2 separate regions of the Homo sapiens genome follow, and region 2 is linked to region 1. A link is an interaction called in ENCODE POLR2A ChIA-PET data of the cell type or tissue named here. Cell type or tissue: K562. All regions are shown on one strand. Each heading gives the region's core, and the rest is flanking DNA. Links, peaks and the distances in the headings are about the cores only. Region 1 holds the start of LINC01343 (long intergenic non-protein coding RNA 1343). Region 2 overlaps MIR3659HG (MIR3659 host gene).

The links. Peaks named below come from ENCODE experiments on the same cell type or tissue, not always from the same donor. Only the 100,000 strongest peaks of a DNase experiment are listed, where the experiment ranks them.
Region 2: POLR2A ChIA-PET joins it to region 1 with 6 read pairs; 2 of 35 experiments call an interaction of 5 or more read pairs at or near these places.

The regions. Positions count from the first base shown.
Region 1 is chr1:38,204,624-38,221,886 of GRCh38, reverse strand. It overlaps LINC01343 (long intergenic non-protein coding RNA 1343), which reads left to right and starts at 7,120. Exons shown (of 4, transcript NR_038928.1): 1 at 7,120-7,170; 2 at 9,436-9,789; 3 at 10,065-10,153; 4 at 11,065-12,853. LOC105378654 (a long non-coding RNA gene) reads right to left here. Exons shown (of 7, transcript XR_001737987.2): 5 at 11,105-12,616; 6 at 9,380-9,639; 7 at 2,647-8,878. RefSeq lists an enhancer at 15,875-16,375. In K562, for the core only: no CTCF peak of the experiment used is centred there; a DNase peak (open chromatin) is centred at 7,976; H3K27me3 peaks cover 3,414 bases.
Region 2 is chr1:38,084,052-38,095,555 of GRCh38, reverse strand. All of the region lies in intron 1 of MIR3659HG (MIR3659 host gene), which reads right to left. MIR3659 (microRNA 3659) reads right to left here and starts at 6,325; the gene lies at 6,227-6,325. RefSeq lists an enhancer at 1-1,034. In K562, for the core only: no CTCF peak of the experiment used is centred there; no DNase peak of the experiment used is centred there; H3K27me3 peaks cover 2,187 bases.

The DNA.
Region 1 (17,263 bases), core at 5,611-9,610:
AGGCCTGCCTTCCACCAGCAGCAGATAAATTATTGACTTCAGGAATATTCCTCAGTGGATGGTTTTCCACTGTTACACTCTCTCTGATACAGGGCATTTATGCTGCCTGAGACCCGGCTGGACCCCTCATTGGCAAGCCACTTGTGACATAACTGAGTTTTGCAGAATTTCAACCACATGCACCAATTTGGGTAATGTATTCTTTCAGATGCCAGGACTGAGCTTTAAACAAAACATAATCCTGCCTGCATATCAATTTCCCAGGACTGTGAGGAGGAAAAGGAAAAAAAAAAAAAAAACCCAGAACCACGATGTTTTCAGCTGCTGCATTTCCATTTGAGGGTTAGCAGTGGGGACATCTGAACAGTATGCACAGTCTCCTGGTTCATTAGGAGGAGCACAAGGAAGGAAAGGGGGAACGGTGGGGAGTGAATCATAAAATATGAAAGGACTTCCCTGGAAATTGGCATCAATGTGATTTATTCAATCCAGACCTACACTCGACTATTTAAAAATAATTGAATAGTTGATACCCACTGCCACTTGTAAGTGACGGGAACATGGGCCAGGAGTGGAATGAAGGAAGGTGCTGGGAGGAATTTGAGATGTCCCAGATCTCAGCCCTACCCAGCCTTCTGAAAGAGGAAAAAGAATTCTCCCCGGACCCCGCCCTAACCACCAGTCACTTCTTGTGGGATGCTCCTCATTCCATTCCTGTCCACGCAGACGCGAGTTTCTGTAGAGTTGTAACCACCATATGTAAGCAATTTTGCATCCTACCATCTATATTTGGCATTGTGTTTGAAGCATTTTCTCTTTGTAAAAATCATTGGTTTTAAAAACATTACATAAGCAATATATGCTTATGGTAACAAATGCAAACTATGCAGAAATATATGATATAAAAAAGGGAACATTGCCCCTCCCCAATAGACACCCATTCCTTAAGATTGCCACTATTAACAGTTTAAGGCTCATCCTCCAGACATTTTTCTGTATCTATAAACACACACACACACACACACACACATATATGTATACTTTAAGACATTTTTACCAAAAAAAAAAAAAATTATGTTTTGCAACTTTTTTCTGTAAAAATGTTGTGAAAATATTTCATGTCAGTATATACAGAGACCCACTTCTACCTTTTGGTCTACTTTATACATTCCATTGCTTATTTCACTTATCCCTCATTGCCAGGCGATTAGAATATTTCCAATGTTTATCACACACCGTGCCACCATACATCCCTATACATACATCTGTGCAAATGTTTCTGTAGAATTGATTCCCAGAAGTGAGAGTGCAGATCTGAGCATGTGACCTACAAGTGTTTTCCACGTTGTTTCAGGCATCCCAATTATCACTTTTAGTATCTGCAGAACCACCTTTTGAATCCAACTTAGCTGACTCGCATAGCGGAAGGGAAAACAAATCTGTTTAAAGCTCTCCTATCTGCAACTTCCTTCCTATAGAAAAAAAAATAACTTGGCGAGCCCCTGAGGGTGTAAATATAAAGTGTCCACTCTAGGAAGTGGTCTGGAAAGAGACGGCAAAACTAAGAGAGGGTTGAATTGTGTGTAGAATGTGGAGTTTCCTGAAAGATCTGGGAGAAATGGATGTGTGGGGAGTTTATGGAAAGAGAATACCAGCAATATGGCAGAAAACTTAGGGTCCTATGAAAGAATTCCAACAGCAGGAACTTCCCCAGCATGGGTTTTGGCTGAGGGGTTTTTATATAGGGCCCGGATATAGGATCTTCACTTAAGAAATGTGATTTGAACTGCGCATAATCAATGGTGTTCTGGTGGGGGTTGAAGAACCAACTCTAGGGAAGGGGCTGAAAGACCTTGATGTGCAGCATTTGCTGATTTCCGTGATATAAATACTCATCCCATGGCACGAGTCTGCTGGAGGGTACTGAATGCCCCACCACTGTCCTATAAACCATTGATAAAAGTCTACTCAACCCAACATCCCTGGACCAGTGGACTCCCCGAGCAGAGGAAATCAGGTAGGGTCCAGCTTGGAGTGAAGAGATCAGCAAGTGAGGACAGGTGCTACAGGATCCAGAAGGGAGCTGGGCAGCCAGCTGCAGTGAAGACTGAGAAAAGGATGGGAAGCCTCCCTTGAGAATACTTAGGGGCTTCCACTGTGTGGAAAGGGCTTGAGTTACCTCTTTCAAATGTGAAGGAATTACCCCAAAGGCCTGGAAGATGTGGGGACCCCTGGTGTCCCATTTGGGGCGACTCTAGTGTTGCACACTTGAGCCTCTTGCACTGGCTAATGCTGGGATGAACTCTTTAGCTTGCACCCAAGACTCTACAAGCTAATCCTCAGCTCCTTCTCCACCCTACCCTTCCTCTTCCTGCCTGCACATTCTCTGTTCCACGACACCACAGTCCTTGCCAGTCCCCAGATACACGCTGCATGCACCCAACTGCAGGCTTTGCCCAGCCCTTCCCTCTTCCTAAACCACCCTTTCCCTCCATTTGGGCTAACCACCGCTATATCCATTCATCAAGGCCCAGTTCAAATACTCTCTCCCCAACAAGCCTTCTCAGGCAGAATCTGTCTCCCTCTCCCCTGAAGCCCCACAGTCTTTTGTTTAAATGGTTTCCATACCATTAGTTAATGGTCTCCCCACAGTCCAGAGAGCTCCACTGAGGAGGAGTCCTAGAATTCACTGTCTCCCTGTCCTCAGACAGCACAGTGGTTTCCACAAAGCTGATCTTAAGTCACCATCTAAGAAGCCTGTTATACACTCTGAGCCCTACCCCAGCATCTGACATCTATGTGATGGACCCCTGAAAGGTAAAAGAATTGTTCTTATCACAGAGGGAAAGAAGCTGGGCTCAGAGAGGCTTACCACCTTGCTTTGTCATCCAGCAGCAATGCTAGAGCTCAGGTCTTGCCCTTAAGTTCAGCCTTGTATTCTATCTGTCCGAAGGAGGAGGGATCTGCAAATGATCTATCCCAGGTGCTTCCCACCTGGGGCCTCAGCCTCCTGGGGATTTGCAGGTTTATTTAGAGGAGACCTCGCTTTCATTTGCACACAAAGGAGAGATGAGGAAATCCATGTCTCCGCCTCTTTTTTGTTTTGTTTTTGTAGTTTTGGGGTTTGGGGTTGTGTTGTTGTTGTTTGTTTGTTGTTTTTGTTTTTTACATTAAAAGAGGAACCACTGAGGAGTCCATCCCACATTTTACTGATGGTGAAACTGAGGCTCAGAGAGGGTCAAGGACTTGGTCAAAGTCACACAGTGAATGTGCACGCTTTGTCCTGTGTCAACTTAGCAAAGCTGGAACTACATGTCCCAGAATTTCCTGCACAGTTCTGGGTTAGGGGTGGCCACAAGAGAAATTTGTGTGAGATTTGGAAGGCAGAAGTGGAGCAGCAGCTTCATTTGCACTCAAGGTCTATGTGGGTTTGGGTGATTCTCAGCTCATGCGTGTGCAGCCCACCTGCTGGCTCACCTTGTTAGCTTGCGATCTTGGGGTGGCAACCCCAGATCGATCTCCTCTTTCAGCTTCTCCAAACTCGGGGCCTGGCTTGTGTGCAGCTTTGTGGTGAAGCGGGCTAGTTCTTCTGCAGATCACCCATATCATCAGTTGGAGGCTTAGAGGCAGTGGGAGGCCACCCAGGTGCCAGTGAGAAGCAGATGCCATCCCAGCAAGCCCTCAACTGGTGACGCTCCTCCTTTTGTGTTCAGGCCATTCTTTTGGGTTCTGCCTTGTCCTTGCTCACTTCCTCTTCCTGTCCATCTTCTCTTGCTGACCGCCAGCCCTGCTGACTCCAGGTCTGGAGCAGACACGTGAATACAGGCTGACACCGCTGCCTAGCAGCTCCCATGATCAGGAAAAGCCTTGCCCCGAGCATAAAGCCCTCGGATCACACACGTTCTGCTTCTCTGATAGAACTCTGATAGAACAGTGACCTCCTGCAGAATCAACAGCCTGAGGCTCCTGCCCCTGCTCTGGACTCCTTGCCACTCTCAAGAGGCTAGCATGATGACCTGAGTCCGAGGCCCCAGGCCCCAGGCCCTCCCCAGTGAGATCACTGCCTCCATCACAGGGCTGAGGCTCTCAGGTCTCCCCCAGCCCAGTGGCCAAGGGAGAGATATGTCTGGCCTGTCCCCCAGCTGTCCCCCAGCATGGTCCCTGCAGGCTCCAGGGACCCCAGTCCTTCCTCTCCTCATATAGCCCCCACCAGACTGCGGGGCAGACATCTCATCCTGGCTCCATATCTTCCCCCACCAGGCTGGGGTTTTTGAAGGCTATTTATTTCTCCTGGTCCCCAAGCCCATAACCTCTGAGCTGCCTTGGATGCCTGCTGTCCCAGGGACTCTATAAATAATCAGACAGTAAAGATGTCACACCACCAGCTTGGGCCACTGCCCAAGCAAGCCTGTGGCTGGCCCTTCCTCACGGGCATCTCCACCCGCACACTGAGCTGGGACTTATTACTGCTCGCCCCATATAGGGTTCCTGCAATCTACGGCAGGACAGTCTCCACACTTCAGCACTGAGCAGGGATTTCAGGATCAACTGTTTTCTCCTGTCCTCACCAGGCCCTTCCTTCCTCTGGAAGGTCCCAGGTAGCCCAGGAGACTCTCCCTTTTTGGAAGCTACTTCAGAGGAAAAGGTGACAGTAACACTGTGGAAATAGATGGATCTGGATTCCAGTGTCTCGACTACCACTTGCTAATTCTGGGACCTTGCAGAAGTCGCATCACCTCTCTGGGCTTTAGGTACCTCATTTATAAAATGAGGATATTAAGATGAGCCTCATAGGAATGTTGTGAGGATTAAATAAGGTGCTATATGAAAGCACATAGCCCAGGCTCTGGGCATGTTATAAATGGATGCCATCTTCTTATTATTCTTGTTATTTTTTTTTTATCACTATGGCCACCAAATTGCATGCTCCATGAGGATGAAGACTGTGCCTGACTTGTTTTCTCACTCCCTAGTACAGTGCCTGTCACATAATAGCACTCAATACCTATTTGTTAAATGAACGAAGGACTATAATAATGCTGACTGATTAGGGCCAGTGTATGTTTAAAGTACCCAGGACTGGAGAACATTTGGAGATTTCAGTAGGTGAGGTTGCTAGAACATTTTTTGTCAAGTGTGACCATCTGTGTTCTCTTAAAGTTTTTCTTTTGCCACCTGCCAACTACTGCCCCACAGGCAGTAACTGCGCTGGAATTCACCCATGGGGCAAGGACTTCCACACCTGCCAGCAGTGCAGAGCCAAGCAACACCTTGCTCCGGATGCTGCACCTATAATTAGGGCAGCTTTGACCCACAGCCCCGCTCTCCTTCAGGGCAGAATGCAAACAGGGTCCAGCCCAATCAAAAGGTACACCCTATTAATATCACCCATGTAACAGATGAGGAAACTGAGGAACAGAAGGATTACGTAAACTTGTCTAAGGTCACATGGCTAGTTAGCGCTGAAAGTAGGATTCAAACCCACCTATTGCTTATCATATACAGATCATATGCAGATCTTATATACTCTGTAAGGTAGCTATTAATATCTTCATATACAGATAAGGAAGCTGAGGCTCAAGGAGGGTTAGTAACTTGCCCAAAGCCACGCAGCTAGTACAGTAATCTTATATAGCATATGAGCATTTGATTCCAAAATTGGTACATCAGGCAAAAGTTGCATAGAGTTCAAATTTCTCTTCAATTCCTTGAAATCGGCTCCCTGGCTTTCTTTGTATATAACCTAGTACAGTCATTTTTACCTAAACACCCTTGAGTTTGAGAGCAGATGAGCTGAACTGAAGGAAGGACAAGAAGGAAAGTTTAGGCTGGGTGCGGTGGTTCATGCCTGTAATCCCAGGACTTTGGGAGACCAAAGCAGGCAGATCACCGAAGCAGGTCGGAAGTTTGAGATCAGCCTGACCAACATGGAGAAACCCCGTCTCTACTAAAAATACAAAATTAGCCTGGTGTGGTGCCGCATGCCTATAATCCCAGCTACTCAGGAGGCTGAGGCAGGAGAATCGCTTGAACCCAGGAAGCGGAGGTTGCGATGAGCCAAGATCATACCATTGCACTCCAGCCTGGGCGACAGAGAGAGACTCCATCTCAAAAAAAAAAAAAAAAAGGAAAGCCTGGGAGAAGGCATCAGGACATAGGAACACAACATCATTCAACTGCTTCAGCCTTTCAATCATGATTAGCCCCCTGGCACACATGAAGCAGGGGAGGAGATGTGAAGCATTCCTACCAGGCTCACTTAATTGAAATTTAATGTTAGTGCCCACTGGTCTTAATATATATGAATAGATGTCATTGTTAAGCCGATTAAATGTGTAACATATGTAAAAGCACCTGCACAGTGATGGGCCTAGAGTAGGTGCTCAATATATGTGTGCTAAATTTGAATCTACAATCATTCATTCATTCAGTACGTATCGAATTTCTACTAGGGGCCAGGCCTCAGGGGAACAGCAGAGAACAAGACGGACAAGATACCTGTCCTTATGGAGCCAACATTCCAGTCGAGGAAACACACAATGAGCAAGAAAACTAGTAGGTACACAATAAAATGTCAGGTAGTGATGGGAAGAAAAATAAAATGGATGGGGGAAAGAGAGTAGTGGGGCGGCTCTTAGATAGGGCAGGGAGGGCCTCTCTGAGGAGGTGGCATCAGAGCCAAGAACTGGTCTGGCCCAGACAAACCGCCCACATGTGGACACCATTGTCCGAAAAGTACAAAACCTGGTCATCTGCTCCCTGCCTTTCCAAATTCACATTTTATTTTGTGGCCTCCACTGAACAGCCATCACTGCCATGCCCTTAGGCATTGGGCTCATGACCCCTTACAGTGGGAGGGGAGGGGTAAGGAGGGGCTGCTAATGTGATTCCTCTGTAAAAGGTGAATCAAGCTCATGCCCATCCACCTGACACCAGGGCACTGGGTCTCTGTACCACGACACAGCTTCGGTGCTAGAAAAAATCCAGCTGTAGCTGTGGAGACAAGACAAAGCAATGACTTGAACCAGAATATTGATTCTAGAATCTCATGATGCCTCTGATCCTGAGGGTTCTGGAGCCAGGAAGGGTCCTGAGACACACCTAGCACTTCACATTCACTAAGTCATGCGTGATCATCAAATCATTTGATTAATTCCCTTACTCTTACAGGTAGGCAGACTGAGGTCCAGAGGCCATGGGACTCTCCGCAAACCACAGAGCATCAGCGGTGACAGAGATAAGAACTCAGCTCTCCCAACTCCCAGTCTGGTGCTCTTTATACCAAAAGTCCACCTTCCAGTTCACGGGTAATCAAAAACTTTCGTTTGGTCTGGGGTCGTTTCAACAGCAGATGTGCTCGTCTCTGTGCAGGACCTGCCTCCCAGGGGAATACGGTAGTGCTGAGAAGAGGGTGTGGACGGACTAAGGGCTGAAGAAGTCCTGGAGACGGGGTGGCGATGGTGAGTGTGCTTGCTGAGCCCAGGAGACGGACCGCAGCACCGGGCACTCGGGTGGGGTCCAGAGGAGAGGAGCCTCCTGCAGGGACAGCAAAGCTGACGAGAGGACAACATAAAGCCACTTCTGTCTTTACCTCGCATTGCCTTTGCACCACATCCATTTGGGTACGGTGCAAAGCTTCTCCCGTTTTATTCCTAAGTCTGAAACCGCCTAGCGGGAGGAGGGAGAGGAGTGTTCTTTCATTCTCTAAGGGCCTCCCGTGTGCCGTATGCTGGGAACTTCTCCTTTCTCATTTTATTTCCTTCACGCAACAACCTTGTGAGACGGTGATTCTCATCCCTGTATTACAGATGGGGCTCGGAGCTCAGTGTGGGGGCAGCTTGCGCAGCAGCCCCCTCCACCCTCTCGCCCCAGGTCACCACTCAGTGGTGCAGCTGAGATTCCAGCCAAGGCCTGCAGAGCAGAAGCCTGTGCTCTCTGAGGCGTGGTCTCCCACGCGGCCAGCTGGAGGGCTCCTCCGGAAGGGTTTCCAGGGAGGCCATGAGGGCTGTCTAGATTGATAGCGAGTTCCCCACATCCTGTAACCCCTCCCTGCCAGGCCTGTGCCCGCCGCTCTGGCTGCAGGCAGGGAGCGAGGCTGGGCGCTAATTTACACTTGTTTAACTACAGCTGCCGCCCTCCCGCCATGTGTCTGTCCGCCATTTATTGCGCTTTCCAAAGCCCTGCCCGGCACTCAGGGGCATTTCCTGCCTGCGCTAATGGAGGAGAATAGACGCATTATATGTGAATAATGGATTATGATGATACAATTTGGGTCTCTTAGCTCTCACCGAGCCTAGGCTGGCCTTGCATTATTGATAACTTACACACACCTTCCCGAGCGTGTTTATGTAAATATTTAATAGGGAAAGCAAGTTAATCCATTGGTTTCAGCCATTTCCAGAGCACTAGAAGTAAGGGCCATGAGGGGTGACTTGGGGGGCCCCCAGCAGGAGTTAGTTCTCTTTGGAAAAGCCGGGAAGTTGCCAAGATGCTCACTTGGCCACAAGGAGTGTATGGCCTTGAGGTTTGGGGTTTTCCAAGAGCTGAAACAAAAGGGTAGGGCTACCTCACTGTGGGAGATCACCTCCGGTCAAGAAGACGAGTTGTCCAACACAGGCAGAGCAGGGTGAGGATGTTGGGATGAGGGGTGCAGATTACTGGAATGCAGCTGTGGTGGACGTCACCACTGAATAAATCGAACCATTGCTTCCTATCTTACATGGCCGATTTCCTGTGCTTCCCCATGGCTTCCGCATTTCACACTCCATTGCATGTTGGAAGGCAATGCTTTAGAGACTGCCTGGGTTTCACCCTGGGCTCCACCACATGCCCACTGGACGGCAAGTTAGTTAATCTCTCTGTGCACTGGTTGTCACATCTGTAAAATGGGGAACTAATTTATTTGTCTCATAGGTACCCATTGTTGGTGCAAGAATGCAGTGAGATAATATATCTGAAGTCCTTTTACAGTGCTAGGCAATACTACCTATTACCATATAAGCCACAACTGGAAAGATGCACATGCTTTCACATGGGTCTTCATGCCATGGCACACATTAGCCGGCAGTGTTTCTGAGTGGTGTAGAAAATAGTTGTGCATCCCAGACACAATGAAATATGGTTATTTTGCTAATATCCTGTTTCTGGCAATTAAACTACTGTGTATCCTTTGGGAAATCACGAGGGTGGGCATGTGCCCCATCTGCTTATGCAGAGGGTGGAGGACCAGGCAGAATCAGGAGATCTGAGCTGGCCTCCCTCTGCACCCCACCCCAGGCACCTGCCTCCTCTCCAGCTTATCTCCCCCATCCCCTTCCCGGGTTGCCATTGACAACCTGCCATTCTCAGAGCATGCTTCTGAGCTGCCGAGCCTTCGCACCTGCTGGCTCCTCCACCTGAATGTCCTTCTCTCTGTCCTCTTCCTGGAAACCCCAGCTGCCTCAGGATATGGTTCAGTCATCACCTCCTTCATCCAGCCTTCTCTACCTCTTTGTCTTAACATTGAAATGGCCAGCGTGTTCTTCTACCTGCCTGCCAGACATGCAGGCCCAAGGTACCAGGAGGCAGATGCTGACAGATGCATCTCAGTATGCCCGGCACCTCCACCACACAAGGGCTGTGCTGGTTGCTGTGGGAATGCTGCAGGGCACAAAACGGATAATGCTGGAGGGAGAAGACAGCAAACACAAGGCTCAAGAAACTCCAGTATGTAAGAAGAGGACATGCACAATGGAAGAGGGAAGCCACCATGCAGAATGTCGGGGTGCACTTTTAAATGGGACAGTCAAGGTAAGCCTCACAGCAAAGGTGACCTCTGAGCAGAGGTCTGAGGGAGGTGAGGAATGAGAAGAGTGAACAGCCAGTATGAAGATCCAAGGTGGGAGTGTGCCCCTGGTGTGTTCACGGAAAGCACCAAGGTAGGCGTGGCTGGCACAGAGTAAGAGAGGGAGGTCTTAGCAAGCGGGGAGGTTCAGGTAGTACAGGGCCTTGTGGCCTTGGCAAAGACTTTGCCTCTTGGAGGATTATAAGCAGGTGTGACTGGGTCTAGTGTTTGTGTTTTAAAGGGATCATCCTGGCAGCTATGTAGAGCATTACTATAGGGGTCAAGTACCGCAGCAGGGACAGCAATTAGTAGGCTACTGCAAGAGTCCAGGTAAGATGTGATGGTGCCTTATGCTAGGGTGGTGGGAGTGGGGGAGGTGATGGGGGATGGCTAGGTGCTGAGGTTCTAACAGAGGTGGAAGGTGGAGCTGTCCGGGTTTCCTGATGGTTTAGGTATTTGAAGTGAAAGAAATAGCAGAATCAAGGATGACTCCAAGGTGTCACCAGAAGGATGGAGCCATCATTAACCAAGTGGGGAAGACTGTAGGGGCGGTGGGGAACAGGTTTGCAGAGGGGAAGATGAGGAATTCCATTTGAGATGCATTATTAGACATATTAGATCTGATATATCTATTAAACACCCAAGGGGAGAGTTTGAATGGGCAACTGCTTGTAGGAGTCTGGAGTTCTGGGAAGAGGGTCGAGGCTAGCATTAGAAATGTGGAAGCCATCAGCATACAGATGGATGAGCTCACAAGGGAGAGAGTGTAAGGAAGAAAGACATGGAGGCCTGAGCCCAGGGCGCTGCAAGGAGTAAGGTGGGGAGGGAGGAGAACCAGCAAAGGATGCAGGAAGAAGTGCCCATGGTGAAGGAGGAATACCCACTTGTTGAAACTTCAGTGTGTTGGCGCTGTAATAAACAATTATGATAAAATAGCCACCATTAATTGAGTACTTACTCTTTGTTAGACACTTCACATATAGTTTTCCCTTTGATCCTAAGATTTGGGAGTTCTCATTCCCATTTTACAGATAAAGAAACTGAGGCTCAGAAAGGTAAATCTGCCTGACCAATGTTTCACAGCTAGTTATGGCAGCACAGCAAAAAACCCAAGCTTCAAGTCAGCCCAACTAACATTTTTTGACCATCTGCTGGGAGCTGAGTGCTCTTGATAGACATTATCCTATTTAACACTCTCAATACCCTTGCAAAAATAGATGTCATTTCTACCCATTTTACAGATGAGGAAACTGAGGCTTGGCGTCTCATTGAGTGACCTACCCAAAAGTTACCCAAGGAGAAATGGGCTCGCAGAGATTTGAATCCTGGTCTCCGGCCTTCCTTTAGACACTTGGGGTGCTCCCAAGTCTGCATTTGGAGAGGGGAACAGCATTAAAGTATCAGCTGGAGCTTCTCAGCTTGAAATCCTAGGCCTCTTCCAGAGGCCAGATGTTCGGATGGTACCAAGGGGCTCTCCGCTGAGTCCTAGGCTGGGAGCAGAGAGGGAGGGGACTCTGTTACCAAATCCCAGGCTGGGCACTCCCAGGGAGTCCCTTCCTCCCCACCTGCATGGCATCTGGCCTCCGCCAGCTCCTGCCTGGCTGCCAGATATACCAGCTGTGGCTCCTCTCCACGGAGAGTCTCATTTATTAATTAACGTGGACGCCAAGGGGGCAACTTCTCAGGCCCAGCCTCAGAGCAGATCTTGGCACATTTTTCAGACTTTGTTTAATAATTTATCATCTTTTAATCATAAAAATAATTAGCACAAGAGTGATAATCTATGCTCTGCCGAGAGCAGACCAACGGAGGAATTTTCAGACAGTGCCAGAACCCAGAGAGCAGAGCTTTGGCAGCGAGGAGAGGAAGGTTGGCTCCAGGCCAGGTGTCCTCTCCAGGACTGGCCCCTGGGAGTCAGGTGTCAAAGATGCCGTCTGGCTTTTGGGGGAACTCGAGGACCGTGCTGCTTTCCTGGGAATTTGAGGCTCCTGCTCCTAACTCTGACTTGGCTCACTGGATAGCTCTCTGGGAAGTTCCTTCTCTGGGTCTTAATTTTCCCACCTGTAAAATGGGAGTTCAATTAGATAATGAGTAAGGACACTTTTGTTCAAGGCGCCATGATCCAATGAGATAGCAAATGTAGAAGCAGTGGCTGTGGCAGTAAAGACAGTGAGCTGGAGTGCCCATGAGAGCCACGAAGCCTTCCACAGTCCCCGCCACCTCCCACCCCGCCAGCTTCTGCATCCCCAGGTGCTCAAAGAGCCCTGGGACAGACTCAGTTCTGCCAGGTATAAGCCGTGTGGCCTGGGGCAAGTCCATCTCCTCTCTGAGCCTCAGTTTACCCATCTGAAAAGAAAGAGTGATCGCTCATGTCCTGCAGCTCTCCCAGAGAAGATCCAAGGGAGAGGATGACAGGGTTACCCCTTGGAGACATTGATCTCATTCTGCCCCACATTTAACTGCCACTCCCTGTCCAGACTTTCGGTTCTAGAGGGCAGGGCAGGACTGCCTCATCCTCTGTGCCTGATAGCCCTGGTAGTGACCGAATGAGCTCAATGTTCTGCCAATTCCAGCAAGGTGTCTTGAGATTGTTCAACCTGTGCAGGCAGACACATCCTCCCACCAGGGCGGCAGCACGGTCCGGTGACTGTGGGTAAAACCACAGCAGTTCAAGAAAGCAACTCCTCCTCTTCTTGTGGGGTCTTGTACAAGCTGCTTTGCCTCCAGCTGCCTCAGTCTCTTCATGTGAAATTGGGGATATCTGTCTTAGATTGGGGGTCCCCTGAAGCAGACCTAGAGACAAGAATTCAAGATCAAGTCATTTATTTAAGAAGAGATCCTGGAAGTTCCAGTAGGGAGTGGAGAAGTGAGACTGGGAAGGGGAGGAGAGCAATGAAAGGCGCGTGAATGAGCTGGTGACCACGCTGGACCCAGGCCTACTGGGGCCATCTCAAGGGTTGGCAAACTACAGCCCACAGGCCAAATCAGGCCTGCCTCCTGAATTTGTAAATAAAGTTTTATTGGAACACAGCCATGCCCACTCATGTCTGTATTATCTGTGGCTGATTTTCTGCCACAATGACAGAGTTAAATGGTTGCAACAGACACCATATGGTCCTCCAAGCCTAAAATATTGACTCTCTGGCCCTTTGCCAACAAACTTCCCCAGCCTCTGGTCTAGGACATAGCGTAGAACTGACCTCAGAGCTGTCTCCTTTGAAGGAGAGGAAGCTGGACTCTTTATGCTTCCACCCCAGTCCATTGCTGACTGTTCCCAGGGGCCCTAACACCTACCCCCCTACACATACACTTCCAGTGCCAGGGAAGCACACTCTGGCAGCCAGAGGAACCCTAAGGAAGAGTCATGGCAGGTATGGGGCAGTGAGTGCCCAGGGGAAGTTGGAGACTGGGGCATCCAGGGCCGCTGCTGCAAGATCTCACTAAACTGTTAGGAGGACTAGATCAGATCATAGTTGGAAGTACCAAGAACAGGGAGTGCCCTCTAATACTCCACACCTTCCATCATCACCACCAGCCCCTAACCAAAGTCATTCCTGGCTGGCTCATTCCCAAATGATCTGCGTTCATCTCCTTGCTGGGCCTCTGCCTGCCTGTCTTTCTTAGGTGCTGCTGATTTCCGAGCTCCAGGTGACTCTGGTCCTGGGAAGAGGGTTCCTCCCCAGGCCCCAGCTCTGGTCACAACTGCACTCGCACTGTCCTCTCCCTGGCTCCGGCGGGCAGTCCTGCCTTTCCTGCTTCATTCTCAAGTGCCTCCTGCCTCCTGCCTCCTGGGACCCCATAAGCCCACCCACCTGGGCTCTGTCCTCCTCAGCCTGAATTTTGGACCTGCTCAAGGTGGGCAGGGGACACTGCCCTCTGGTCTCCATCCCAGCAGGCGAGTCTTCTCTTCCTGGTCAGTTATGCCACCCTTCGACCCCACCACCACTCTAAGTCAATTCTGCTCTTGCTCTCCTGTGCCATCCAGAGGCTGTCAGTACCACCTGGGCCCGGCCCTCACCTTTTACCCACCCCTACTGGTGAGTATTGTGGGCAGTCGGCTCTGGGCTGCTTTCAGAGAAGGACATAGGCAAATGGATTTGATGATCAGGGCTCAATCTGGGGTCATGGTCAGGGCTCAGTCTGCTCAGTCTAAGACCAAGGTCCCGGCCCAGTTGAGCAGAGGCCAGAGTCACAGCTCAGTCTGGGTTCCAGTTCAGGATTCAGATTGAGGCTGGAATCAAGGCAAAGCCTGAGGTCAAGGTCAGGGCTATACCTGGGCCGAGGCCCAGGGATCAGTCTAACCAAGAAGCACAGCACACCCAACTGGTTTATCTAACCGCTTAGCCCAGGCCATAGCTCCTGCTCCTTGGCTCGCCCCCCTGGCCCTCCCTGGGAACCTCCAGCCTGTCCCTCCCCACCGGGGTGCCTGCATTTCCATTCATGTGTGCGCCCTCCTGGCCAGGCAGTGAGGATTCCCAGGTCCATCTGTCTGCTGAGCTGTCGTGGGAACCAAGCTCAGCGAATGGGCCCGAGCCTGTCTCCCTCCGGAGCCTGCCTCCAGACTGTTGGCGTTCACGGCTCTGCCTCGCAGCCTCCGAGCTGGGCTCACGCTGCTGAGTCCAAACGCCGTCCACTGCTCAGTTCCAGCCAGCCACCAAGCACTCCCCAGATGGGCAGGGACCACGCCATGCCTGCCTGCCTCCTGCCTCAGGCACTGCTCGCTCCCTGCCAGAGGCCCAGGGGAGGTGCCCAGTCCCCAGACTCACAGCCCTGGGGGCCATGCAGGGCCAGGGGAGGGCAGGGAACCCACCTCCACCAGCTCCAGGACCCTGAGCACCATTCAACCAGTGATTCCCTCCAGCCTGGCCACTGGCCCTGGTGAGGCCTGGCCTCCCTCCCTCCAGGTGCCTCTCGGCCTGTGTCCTCTAACCACAGAACTGCCCTGAGGTCTTGGGGAAGCCAAGGTGAGCCATGCAATATGACCCCCAGGGCCTCCGTCTGAGAAGCTCCAGGCAGCATGGAGTCCAGAATCAGGCAGCCCTGGGCTTGCATGCCGCTGGTGCCACTTCAAGCTGTGGGACCCTTGACAAGTTACTTTGTGCCTCCGTTTCCTCATTTATAAATGGGAGCTTCTAGGTTGTAGTGAGGGCTATTAAAAGGTATAAACCCCCTGCAGGGGCAGGAGCTCGAAGTCTCCATCTGTTATCTTTGTCTGCCTGGCACCTCTGCCCCCTTCTTCTGGTTGTGACACCCCCTCCCTGTGCCAAGCTGGCCCTTCTCCACAACCTGTGGGTCTGGTGGGGCAGCCAGTTCTGGGAGCTGGCCCCTGTGGTCACGGAACAGACACAAGCTGGCTTACAGATGGAAGCAGAGCAGAGACAGAGAGAGGCTGCATGAATGGCTGGTCTATTGACATCACCTGGACCCCCAGAACCCTAGGGCCAGGCCCCCCCAAACCTTCCAAGCACAGAGCCAATACCTCCCTTTTAGCTGAAGCTGTTGGACATGAGCTCTTATCTCTGGTGACCTGGTGACAGGGTTCAGAAAGAGCAGGATGCACATATTATGGTTAAGAGCCTCGACCCTGAAGCCACAATATTGGGGTTCAAGTCCCAGCTCTGCCACTTCTTAGCAGTATCACCATAGATGAGTTACCCAAGCTCATGGGGTTGCAGTTTCCTCATCTGTAAAATGGGGATGACACTAGTACCCACCTCCCAGGGTGGTTATGAGGATTCACTTAATTAATATATGGAAGACATTTAGAATAATACTTGGCTCGTAGTAAATGGTATATAAGTATCTGCTAGTATTTTTATTTTTTTTAATCATCTCCTGCTCAGTTGTCCAGTCTAGAGGACAGGATGGGATACTCGACAAATATTTATGGGGTCCCTACTGTGTGCTCCACATTGTGATGCACTGGCCACAAGGCTGCTGTGGGCTCCATCCTCCAGGGGCTCACTGCCAGTGAGGCTGGGTGGCCAAGGAACTACTGCTCCAGGGCCGCCAAGATGAAGCTGCACCCATGGCACCCACGGCACCCACAGCACCCACTCGGCACCCACTGCACAGTGAGCTGCTTTCTAGGAAGCCTGTCGGGTGGCCAGCCAGGGTTTGGGCCAGGGCTCCCAGTACTCATTTGGTCCCTGGAATCTTTATCTGATGCTGGGGAATTCTTTCTAAGTAACTGGGGCCTCCAAGACCCTGCTGACCAGGATCCCTGAGAAACCCCCTCATCCTCCCCAAACCTGACATCCCCAGCTCTCACTCAGGACCCTGGAGAACAGGGGATTGTGGACACATTAAGAAAATCATGCAGAGATCTGGGAGAGAGGGTACGGACTACAGCGACGAGTGGCCAGAAGAGTCTCACGGGGACCCCAAAGGACAGAAAGTGACTTTGTTGTGCAAATAGGAACATTGAGAGAGGAGGAAAGAGGCAAACTAGGGCAGACTCTGAAGTTCGTGTAATTAAGCACCCCTACCCTAGGCCATATCAAGAGGGGGTTGTACCTCTGATGGAGATTCGGCTGAATGGACAGAAAACCTGGGTCAGACAGCCAGCGGCTTCCTGGAGAGCCAGATATCCCAAACTGAGCCATCTGGGAGACAGAGGGGCTCAGACCAGTGGACAGAGAAAGGCAGGCTGAGCGTGTCCAGGAAGTGTCAGGGTCTGCATGCTACTGCCAACCTAGTATGGGCACCAGTTCCAAGTTTTGGTTAATTAAACTTTGCAATATAATTTTTGCAAAATTATACAATAATTGTGTGATAATAGTTATTAATAGTGACATTTGTATCACAGTGAGAGGCTATATGGCATGATGGTTTAAGAGTGGAGCTTCAAAATGCCTGGGTTTGACCGGTTTCACTACTTAATGGTTGTTTCACCTTGAAAAAAACTCCTTCCCCTCTCTATGCAACAGTTTCCTCATCTGTCAAATGGAAATGATGAAATAACATAATAGTATTCACCTCATAGAATTGTTAAGAGAATTACATCAGTCAGTCATTACATGGGAAGTCTTAGAAGAGAAACTGGCACATAGTAAGTGCTCAATAAATGTGTATTACTTGTTATTGAGCACTCACTATATACCAGGTACTGTGCTAAACACTTTGTTTGCATCATTTAATTTAATCCTCACAACAATCTATGAGATAGGTGCTCTTTCAGCCCCCATTTCACTGATGAGAAAACCGAGGCACAGAGTTTGCCTGGGCTCCCGTGGCTCTTAAGTGGCTAGCTAAAATTCAGGTTCAAGATTGTCTGAATCCAGAGTTTAAACTCGCAATCAGGAGTCAAATACAAAAATGGGGATGATAGAAATGGGACCTAGCAGAAAACAAAAAATCAAGCTAGTTGTGTACAGTAGAGACGTGGGGGCTGTGGTGAACTGAAACCCTCATGCCCTACCTAAATGGAACAGCCTGCTC
Region 2 (11,504 bases), core at 686-4,685, 120 kb after region 1:
GATAGGGGCGACGTTGCCTTGGTAAGAGCTAATGGATGGCCGCCATAAATTCACTGCACATTTTATTGTGTTGCTGGAAATTGTGCCTTCAGGCAATGCTGTTTACTTTTATGTAAAACTCTAGGTTCCCTAAATATTACAAATATTTTACATCCAGCTCCTCAGCATTTGGGCTCTGCCCACAAATCAAGCTTTCTCCATGTGAGTTGTAATTAAAGGTTTGTTGTTTTCTTTTTTTCCTGGGACAATTATCTTCAACCATAAAGAGAAATATTTTTCCCCTTTAGATGTTCCGTCATTGACTTATTAACAAATCCTTTGAAGAAGGAGGCTGGAAGTGACTTGCGGTGGAACTTGGCAGGAGGTGGGTCCACAGGAGAAGAGGCTCTGTGGGTGCAAGAGCTTGGTGGCTGGCTTTCATGTCTGGCCGCCACTCCGTTTTATTTACACATATGATATTCTGGGCCTTCCTCCCCCCTCTTCCTTTCTATAATTCATGATCACTTTAGCAGGGTAATTCCTCTCACCACCTTTGCAAGAGATTGGTCCCTTGCAAACCCCCTCCTGGCCCAGCCTCCTCTGGGGATGCAGACGGCTGGGGCCGCAGGCCTGCGAGAGAAGGAAGTAGGGTCCTCACAGCTGGCTCCCATACACAAGCCGATTCATCCCTCCTTTGCCCCATGCCCACTCACATGGCCCGGACCTCCTTGGACGGAAACTCAGGGTTTCCTGCATTGATTCTCCTTCCATCCAAAATGTTGGGAAAATGCTCTTTCGGCTCACCCCTACCCAGACAGAGGTCCTGAGGATGCCACTGAGTCTTGCCAGAGGTCTGGGGAAAGGATGGCTGAGAATCTCAGCAGCTTATTAATGAAGGGAGGCAACAGCTGGAGCAGCAGCCCTCTTTAAAAATAATCCTCACACTTGTTTATTATTGTCATTAATATTAATGGCCATGCTATTAATATTCATATAGATGCATTAATATCATTCAGGAGCACCTGGGATCTCCAAGCACTCCTAATGGCATGGGACTCTGCCTCCAGGGCCCCCACCTCTCTGCCTGCCCCTCTCCACGGGACGACCGTCCCACACAGGTTCCAAACCATTCTCCCATCTCCTCTCCACCTTCTCTGATTGGCGCTTGCTTTTGGAAGCCCAGAGCCACGTGGGACTTGGAGTCATTTCTAAGTCCTAGGGGCTTTGCTGTGAGGATGGGACTGCAGGCCAGGGATCCTAGACATTTCCTGCCTCCCCAAGGGGCACAGGAAGGTTCCTGACAAAGGTGGCTTAAGAAAGAAAGATGGTTCATTTCCCCCTCAAGGGCTCAATTTCCTGTGGAGTCGAAAAAAAGACACATTGGTTAAAAACAAAGATGAGATATCATTTTTCACCGATTAGATTGGCAAAGATAATTATAATAATAATGGCAACAGCAGTGGCCAGCTCACTGCCTATGTGACAGCGCTATGCTTAACCCTCCACGCTCACTCTCTTACTGAACCTTCACAACAACCTCGTGGCATACCCTTTACGGGATGGAACACATGTAAAACCTTGGTGAGAAGCAGTTTACAATATGTGACAAAATGCAAAATCTGCTTACCCTCCGACCCAGCAATTTCATTTTGAGGAATTTCCCGTGTGTTAATAATTAAAAACACTGTTCCTTCTGAGTGAAACCCTCTTGCTGTCCCCCTCCCATGCTCACCAGTGCTTTCCTCTTCATCCTGACTCTGCCTTTTGCCCACTCATCTTTCAAGCTGAATGTCACCTCCTCAGAGAAGCCCTCCCTGACTCCCAAGCTCAGGTTAGCTTCTCTTGTTTTATTCTGTCATAGCCTGTACGTTTCCTTCGTACTATGTGTACTTCTCCTTCGTACTACAGATCAACTGCTAATTGGATAAGTATCTGTGTAACTGCTTAATACACACGCTCATTGCAAAAAACTGCTGTCTTTCCTGATGGCAGGGGCCAGACACCGTGTCTCCCCACTACATCATAAACTCCACCACAGCCAGGACTGACCATGTCTGTTTTATTCATGATTTCTATGCCTGGCATTGGGCTGGTACATTTCCTATGTACCTGGCATTGGGCTGGTACACAGAACACACTCAAAAAACATCTGTAGCATGAATGAATCAATGAAACATGCAAAGATATATGCACCTAGATATTCATTGCAGGGATCAAGACAATTGGAAAAACATATATCTCCATCAGCTGGGGACTGAGTAAGTAAAGTGAGGTATATCCAGATACTGGTATATCCATACACATAATACAGGCATTAAAACCATGAGGTGGATCTGTATGAATTGACATGAAGGATGTCCATGACATATTGCTGAGTGGGGAGGAAAAAAACAGGTGACAGAACAGCATGTGTCGTCTGATTTCACTCAGGGTGGAGTTGCATACGTGAAATCTATTTGTGTATATTTATGCAAGGAGAGAAGTCTGGAAGGACGTTCACCAAAATGTTATGTGGTTATCTCTGGCTGGTAAAATCTGAGGTGGTTTTTACATTTTTCTTTGAACTTTTCCATATTGTCTGAATTTTTTGCAATGAGCATATGTATCCTTTTTTGCAAAATGATAAAGCTGCTTTCAAAAGAAAAAAAAAGTATAGGTGCATTGGAAAAGGTTGGGGGTGCTTTGTGAGGGCCTCAAATCTGGGAAACCAGGTAAGTTGGAAAGAAGGTGGGGCCAAGGGGTCTCCCCTCCTAGCTGTGCTGGGCACCCTCCCAGGCTACAGGGGAGGGGCATCTAGGCCATACCCCTCCCCTACCCAGTCCTTCCTCCCGGCGCACCATGCCTGTCCAGAGTGGGGTTTCTAAATAGGGATTTCCGCATTTGATTTTCCTGACATGCTTTACCGCCTCAGAGCTGTTTTGCAAAATTCATAGCGGCTTTCACAAGCTCCAAGCTTCCTGGGACCAATTCCATTTTGAACAATAGCAGAGTGCCTGCTTGCGGGAGGGGTCAGCCCACTCCAGAGCAGCCTCCCAGCCTCTGTGAGCTGGGACTAAGGGGCTGGGTGTCGAGGCCACAGCATGAAAATACATGAGCTCATCCTTGTCCTCACTCTTCTCCTCCTCTTCCTGTCAAGGAGAAGGAAGAAGGAAGGCAGCTGCCCCCTATCCCAGTGTGCCTCCTGTGCCCTGAGGGGACCCTATATCCCAGGAAGCCACGCAAAGCCCTTCCCAATGTCCTTCCCTTTTCTAACTGTGTCTCCTTACCCAAGAACCATCTAAAGCCCTAAGAAGCTAAGTGACCAATCCAAGGTCACAGAGCCAGAGAACAGCAGGGTAAAGTGTAGAAGCCAGGGTTCCCACTGCCTGGTCTGTAGATGCTTCAATCTATGTTTTAAAACAGTTTTAAAAAGTGGCTCATGCCTGTAATCCCAACACTTTGGGAGGCTGAGGGAGGAGAATCACTTGTAGCCAGGAGCTCAAGACCAGCCTGAGCAACATAGTGAGACCCAGTCTCTACCAAAAAAAAAAAATACAAAAATTTGCTGGGGTCGGGGGTGGGGGTGGGGGGCGATGCATGCCTGTAGTCCCAGCTACTCGAGAGGCCAAGGTCAGAGGATCCCCTGAGCCCAGGAGTTCAAGACTGCTGTGAGCTATGATTGCACCACTGCATTCCAGCTTGGGCAACAGAGCAGGACCCTGTCACAAATAAATTTTTAAAAAAAAGAAAAAAAGTTTGGTGCCCTATCCCTTAAGATAAATCCAAGACGTACAGCAGCACGATCATTACCCCAACTAAGCCACAAAAGACTCCATCACCAACCTCCCTGCCAAGAGGCCAGAGTGCTTTCTAGAAAACACAAAACTAATCAGCCACTCCTCTGCTTAAAAGCCTTCAGTGGCTCCACGTTCTTTATTGGGGGAGTGGAGGACTTAAGCTCCTTGGCCTGGCACTCAGGATCTTTTGTGATATGGCCTCTGTCATATCCCACTGCACCCCTCCTCTCCTCACTGTGCAGCTTCTGCTCCAGCCACACTAAATGATGTCCTGTCGCACCTCCTCCACCTCCAGCCTTTGTGCTGCTCCCTCCCCTCTTCCCCTGGCTAATTCCTAATCATTCTTTAGGACCCAGCTTGTGCAGCACCTCACCAAGGAAGTCTTTTTTAACCCCTCTACCTCCTGGTGAGTGAGAAACCTCCTTCAGCTCCTACGGATCCTTGTGCTGTTATCCATTCAATCAATCATTTATTTAACAAATATTTATTGAGCACCTACTATGTGCTGGCCACATCACAGCATCTACCACATTGTAGTGTCTGTTTCTGTGCTTGCTTCTACACTGGACAGTAAGCTCCTTGAGGGCAGGGACACATTACCAGGACCCAGCATTAATCTACTTCACAATTGTGCAACTGTGTGGCAACGGCCCAGATCATCAGCTCCATTTTACAGATTAGAAAACCAGGGACCCCTTGACAATGGACATGTGCAAGAAGAGGAAAGGTTTTCTAAAGTACACACCTGACATGGCAGCCCCCACACTTGCACAATCCTTCCATGCCTTCCCACTGTCTTCCCTAAAAGGTTAACCTATTTACCCCACCCACAGGCCTCTGCATGACAGGTCTCTCCTCTCTCCCTTCTCCTACAGTGGTCCCAGCTTCCGGAGCCTTTGTAATTCTTTCTAAACTCCACTGTCTCTCTGTCTCGTTCATCTTGGTTTCTCAAATGCCTGATACATGGTATATGTATGAGTGAATGAAGAATGAATGAACAAATTACATTTCATAGGTATCTGAAACTCAAGATGTCTAAAACTCATCACCTTCCCTCCAAAGAAAACTCTTCCCTTCACCCTTCTGTGTTCACTGTCTCCGTGAACATCCTCATCAACCATCCAATCTCTGCAGCCACAAACTGGATGTCCCCCAACTCCTGCTCCTCCCTCTCCCTCCCCTCACTTTGTTGTCTAATCAATCTCTGGATACTAATCGTTTTACCTCGGGAATACCCTCTGATTCCATCCCCTTTCCTTTCCCCCTGCTGCCGTGGCTCCAATCTCTGTCTCCTGGCATATCCCTCTGAGTCCTTCCTCACTGTGAAAGCAGAGTGATATTTCTACCCTGACCATGACCCTGTCCTTCTTGAAGGCCTCCAGTGAGTCCCGCTTCCCTCAGGATATGCGCCCTGGGTGGTCTAGTCCAGCTACCCCGACTCCTGACAATGAGCTCCTTCCTGGTCTCCAGCCTCTCTGAACAGGCCAGGTGCTGTCACAGTGCCACATCCGTGCTCCTCAGACTCTACTTCTCATCTGGCTAACTCCTAGTCACCCTCCAGGATCCCACTCAACAGCCGCCGCCTCAGAAACTCTCCCCAACCCCACCTCACCCCTACTCCTACTCAGGGCCAACTGAGCTTCCGAGGAGCACCCTGCGCTGGCCTCTGCCATCAACCAGTAACCCGGGTCCTCACTGCCCACTGAAGGGCTCATCTCTCCCACTGCCCTGTGAGCCCATCAGCGGCAGGGTGCCCAGGGTCCAGAGAATACGCATGTCACTGTCTCCAGTGAGTTGTTCTTTCCACTGTGCTGCAACTTCATTTCACAGTCAGTCTAGCAAGCATTTCACACGCACATGCGCACACACACACACAAATTGAGACATGCATAGGAATGCACATACAGAGACACACACATAGTCATACTGACACACAGATGCACAGACACAAATAGCAGATCCCACAGACATACCTAGTGACCCACACAGAGGCATTCAAGCGTGGGCAGCCACTGATATACACATATGAACATGAACATCCATATCCATGCACATATGCACATGCATGCACAGCCCACATGGATGCACAGAAACACACAGACACACCCAGTCACAAATACATAGACCGGCAGACAAGCACAACAGGCACACAGAAATGTACATACACAGCCAGGTACAGTGACTCACGCCTGTAATCCCAACAATTTGGGAGGCCAAGGTGGGCGGATCATTTGAGGTCAGGAGTTCGAGACCAGACTGGCCAACATGGTGAAACCCCATCTCTACTAAAAATTAAAAAATTAGCCAGGCGTGTTGGCAGGTGCTTGTAATCCCAGCTACTGGGGAGACTGAGGCAAGAGAATCGCTTCAACCTGGAAGAAAAAAAAACAAAATGTACATACACACACATTCTGAGATGTACACATATAAAACCATAGACTCATATGCACTCATGCCCAGACCAACACAGGCACACACACAGACACAAGGATGCCCTCGTAGACAACACTCATGTCTATACAAGCAGCACGTGTGTTGTGTACAAGGGCATCCTTGTATCTGCTTGTAGAGACACAAGCAGCACGTGTGCATCCACACACAAGGACACATATGCATACCACAGACACTCACAAGAAGCAGCATTTACATTGGCCAACATACACAGATGTGTGCATGTAGACAGGCTCCCCGAGACAGGTTAGTGAATGATGCAGGTCAAACAGAGCTGTCTGCTAGGGGCGGGGGCCTGTCTGAGGTACCTCGGGGCGCTCACATTTTTGCAGCTCAGGAAGGCAGCTGACATACCAGCCCGGCTGTGATGGTATTTTGCATAAATGCTAATGTATTAATTACCATGTACAGTACACAGAGCTGCCATTTAAAAGAAAAAGTTAAGACTTTTTAATTCAAAAGCCCCATGAGGGGTGGGGGTGGGCGTGGGGTACCTGTCCTGCATGGAGGGTGGAGGCAGGCAGGGCAGCCACACCCATGCCCACTGTACCTGCACTTGGGTTGCCAAGCCTTCCCCAGGCCAGCCAGTCAGTCCTCTGCCTCAAGATTCTTGGTGCTTTCTGGGAACTCTGGCACAGCCTGGAGCTGCTGGCCCAGAAGAGGGCTGGGGAGAGTGTGGAAGGCAAGTAAGTCCTAAGCAGACAGAGTGGAGCATCCTCACAGCAGGGCTGGGGCAGGCGTCACAGCCAGAGGTCGCTAAGCATCACAGTCCCTCCCACCATTCAATCCATTCGCTGCACAGCAGCTGGAGTCATCCAGACAGTGGATCAGACTATGTCACGCCCTGCTTCAAACCTTTCAAAGGCTTCCTATTGCTCTCAGAACAAAGTTCACACTCCTTAGAAGGGCCTGCAAAGCCTGGCATGACCGCGTTCTCTCCTGCCTCACCTGACCTGGCTTCTCTCCCATCTCTCCATGCCTCTCCTGTCACACTCCTCCTTCCTCACTAGTCACCTGAGCTTGCCCGCTCTTCCCCTAAACTTCTCATCAGCCTAGCCTCAGCTCACCTGTCACCACCTCGGGAGACCTCCCCTGACTGCCCCTGACCGCCCTATCTGAAGGAGCCCTTCTCCCCCTCACCCTCTTTTACATCACCAGGGTTTGGGTTTTGGTTTTTTTGTCTTCATAGAACATTTTGCTGTTTCAACCCTCCTTGTTGATTTTTTTACTATCTGTTGCCCCCACTGTACGATGAGCTTTAGAAAGCCAGAACCTGAATGACCTTGTTTCCTCATCATATCGCAGCCCCTAGGATGGGGCCTGACACTGTGCAGGTGTTCAGTGGCATGTCTGTTAAAGGAGTGAATGAACTTGGAATGAACGAGGGATGCTGTTTCTGGCCAGCTCTGTCTCAGCGCCTAACTCTTGCAGCAGCACTCTCTCCACCTGCCTGGCAGGACCACCCTGGCTGTTCTGCCTCCCATCGGGGGCTCACATCCCAGATCCGGAGACTGAGGCCCATCATGGGATCATGTCCACCATCCCGTGACCTCTTAGAGGCTGGCGTCCAGGCCTCCCGAGCCTCCCACCAGCCCACCTCTCCTGCCACGTGGAAAGAAGCCTCAAATGATACAATTGAACAGCAACAACAAAACAGCTCCTCCACCCTCACCTTCATAGTCCACTTCCATATTAATTGTCGTATGCAGGCCCAGTGAGGCAGGCATCATTTCCCAAATTTCGTAAGAAATTAAGGTCCAGAGATATATGTGACTCCCCTAACGTCTCACAGCTCATCAGAGGAGTCAGGATTTAAATCTGTGTCTGAGGCCAGGTTCGGGGCTTCCTCCACTTACCAGTGACCTACTCTCCCCGAACCCTGAGGGATGCTCCAGGAAGCTAGGGCTCAGCAGTCATGGAAAGCCTCCCACATGCCTCCCAGGCCACCTCTTCCCCCAGGAAGCAGGAGAGTCGAGGTGGGCTTGCCGGGCAGGTGGAGAGAGCACCTGAGACACAGCTGGTTGGCTCACTTCCCAAACACAGGGTAGAGTCCTCAACCCCACCTTAAGGCACCCTCCCACACCCACTCACCTACCAGGTGCCACCATTCTAGGCCCTACGTCTCTCCCAAACTTGCCCTCTTCTCCTGGTGCCCACTGCCCCTGCCCTAATCCAGGCCGCATCGCTGTCATCTCTCACCAGGTCTCTTTTGACAGCCTGCAGTCTGGACCCCCATCTGCCCTCCACCCAGCAGCCAGAGTGATCTTCTCGAAGCTTGAATCCCATTGCCCTCCCCAGTGGCTTCCCCACTCCCCATCCAAGCTCCTCCTGAGATGGACCTCACGGTGGTTTGCAAATGTGCATCATTAAGAATGCATGTTTCCGTGGCCGGGGGGTGGTGGCTCATACCTGTAATCCCAGCACTTTGGGAGGCCAAAGTGGGCGAATCATTTGAGGTCAGGAGTTTGAGACCAGTCTGGCCAACGTGGTCTACCAAAAACACACAAAAAATTGGCTGGGTGTGGTAGTGCACGCCTGTAATCCCAGCTACTCGGGAGGCTGAGGCAGAATTGCTTGAACCTAGAAGGCGAAGGTTGCAGTGAGCCGACATCGCACCACTGCACTCCAGCTTGGGCAACAGAGCAAGACTCCATCTCAAAAAAAAAAAAAAAAAAAAAAAAGAATGCATATTTCCTAATTTCAGATCCTGGCTCTGCCACTTACTAGCTGTGTAACCTTGAGCAAGTCACCTAACTTCTCTGTGCCTCAACTGCCTGGTCTGTAAAATGGGAATAATAATAGTATCTCCCTATTATAGGGTTGTTGTGAGGACGAAATTAGTTAAAATATGTAAAGCACCAAGCCAGTGCCTAAAACCTGAAGGACACTACATAGTCTGTTGTTATTTACAGTTGTGTGTGTGTGTGTGCGTGCGCGATTATCTGGCTTGTGTCTTTCTCCTCCACGAAATTAAAAGCTCCAAGAGGATGGGGATTAGACTGGGATGGCTGCTTAGATGCTTCTTTGCCTGCCGCTTGAGTTTCTTTCTGCCTGCAGCCTTTGTTCTATTTTCCTCAGTTCTGGCTGGGTGCAGGCCCTCGAGGGAGGGAAAGGGCATGCCCTCAGCAGGAAATGCTGTCAGAGGCAGAGTTCCAGTTATGATGAAAATGACAGGCGGCAGCCAGAGAGGACTGCCCCCCGTGGAGGGCTGGGTAGAGGCTATACCCTCCAGAGCTCCAAGTTCCCGGGAACCCCCACAGGGCCAAAGCTCCCTTTGTCCAGAAGGTCAGGAGCAGCTGGCCAGCTGTGGGGGAGTTCCGCCACCCCGCCCCAGCCAGCAGCCCAGATGTGCGTGTTTGCACAGCCGAGTCCGGCCTCTGAAGGAGCCTTGTTGAGCATCATGAAAGGGGGCTTGTGATGGGACAGACGGCCTCCACACCCTGGCCTTCCTGCCTCCAAGACAGCAACCAGGAATGCAGCCTCCAGGAAGCCCTTCCTACCAGGCCAGCCAAGTGCCCTTCTCCTGAGAAGTCAGGGCCACTGGCATGAACAGGTTTAGTGTGCCAGTTGCAGACCAGATGCCTGGGATCTGGTCCTTCCTCAGCTTCCTCTTCTGTAAGATGCTGGGAGGCCCCTGCCTCTCCCTCCACTCAGGGAGACCCACGTGCAGTGTGGAAATAGGCAGACCTCACTACAGGTAAGAGCTTTGGAGTCAGAAAGACCAGGAAAGAACTTTCATCTTTGTGAACCTCAGTTTTTCCATCTGTAAATGAAGATGATAACTGCTGCCTCATGGGGTAGTCCTGGGGACAAAATGACATATGGGGAAGAAAGGACCAGGCATGTGCTGACACATGACAGGACAGGTGCTCAATAGCTCTGTGTGCCTTTTTTTTTTTTTTTTTTTTTTTGAGACAGATTCTTGCTCTGTCACCCACACTGGAGTGCAGTGGTGCAATCTTGGCACACTGCAACCTCCATCTCCCAAATACAAGCGATTCTCGTGCCTCAGCCTCTGGAGTAGCTGGGATTAAAGGCATGTGCCACCATGCCTGACTAATTTTTGTATTTTTTGTAGAGATGGGGTTTCACCATGTTGGCCAGGCTGGTTTCAAACTCCTGGCATCAAGCGATCCACCCACCTCAGCCTCCCAAAATGCTGGGATTACAGGCATGAGCCTCAGCGCCCAGCCCTCTGTGTGCTCTTTCTCCTTCCCTATTCACTAGGTGCCAAAATGGGAAAGGAGCCTGAGAGTACCTCCACAAAGGGCAAGGGGCCCTCCTCCCACTGTCCCAGAATAAGAGCTGCTGCCAGAGGCACTCACACCAGGCATGTGGCATGCAGCTGGGCAGCCTGTATGCCAGGCACACAAGTCTATGCCCACATGGGAGAGTCTCTGTCCCCAGCTTCCCCCTATCCAGAGTCCCTGGGCACAGCTTGTTTCCTGACACAGCTGGTCCCTGGGCACAGCAGGCCTCAGGTCCCTGGATAGAATCTATCCTTGGGCCTAGGCCAGCCCTCGGCAGGGCCAGTGCCTGGGCTCAGCTGTTTGCCAGGTACAGCTGTCCTTGAACATAGTTGATTGTTGGAAAATGCTAGTACCAGGACACAGTTGGTCCCTAGAAACAGTGTTTAAGCAAAGTCAGTCCTGTGTACAGTCTGTCTCTGGGCACATAGACACTCTCTATGGTCCCTGGTCACAGATACTCTCTGGGCATAATCTATCCTTGGGCACAGGTAGAGTCTGGGTCCAGTTGGCTCTCAGGTATAGTGACAGTGGGCAAAGTCAGTCCTAGGTGCAGATGAGCCCCAGACACAGTGAGCCCTCAAAGGGTCTCTGAGAACAGTTGTTCCTGGGCATAGTCATTCCATGGACACAGTTAGTGACTGGATGTAGCTGATTCCTGGGCATCATTGGTCCCCCAGGGCACAGGGCACAGTCAGCAGTCAGTCCCTGGGCACAGTTGTTTCTGGGCTCAGTTGGTCCCCAAGGCAGTCAGTCCCTGGGGAAGAGTCCATCCTTGACCTCAGGGCACAGTCCACAAAGACTACCCCAGGTTAATTAACACACATAGGCCCATCGCCAACTCTCTTGTGGCCCCAGTCCCTCCACAGGACCTGGAGAGCTGAGACCCACAGAAGGGATAGGAAGCATCCTCTGAAGTGCCAGGAGCCCTGGCATGGCCTGCTTCACGGCAGGTAGAGGGGGCAGGCATTCTGCTCCAGAACTGGAAGGGAGAGAACTAGGCCTGGCCCCCACCAGGTGTCCTCTGGAGCAGTCTGCCTTCCACAGTGGG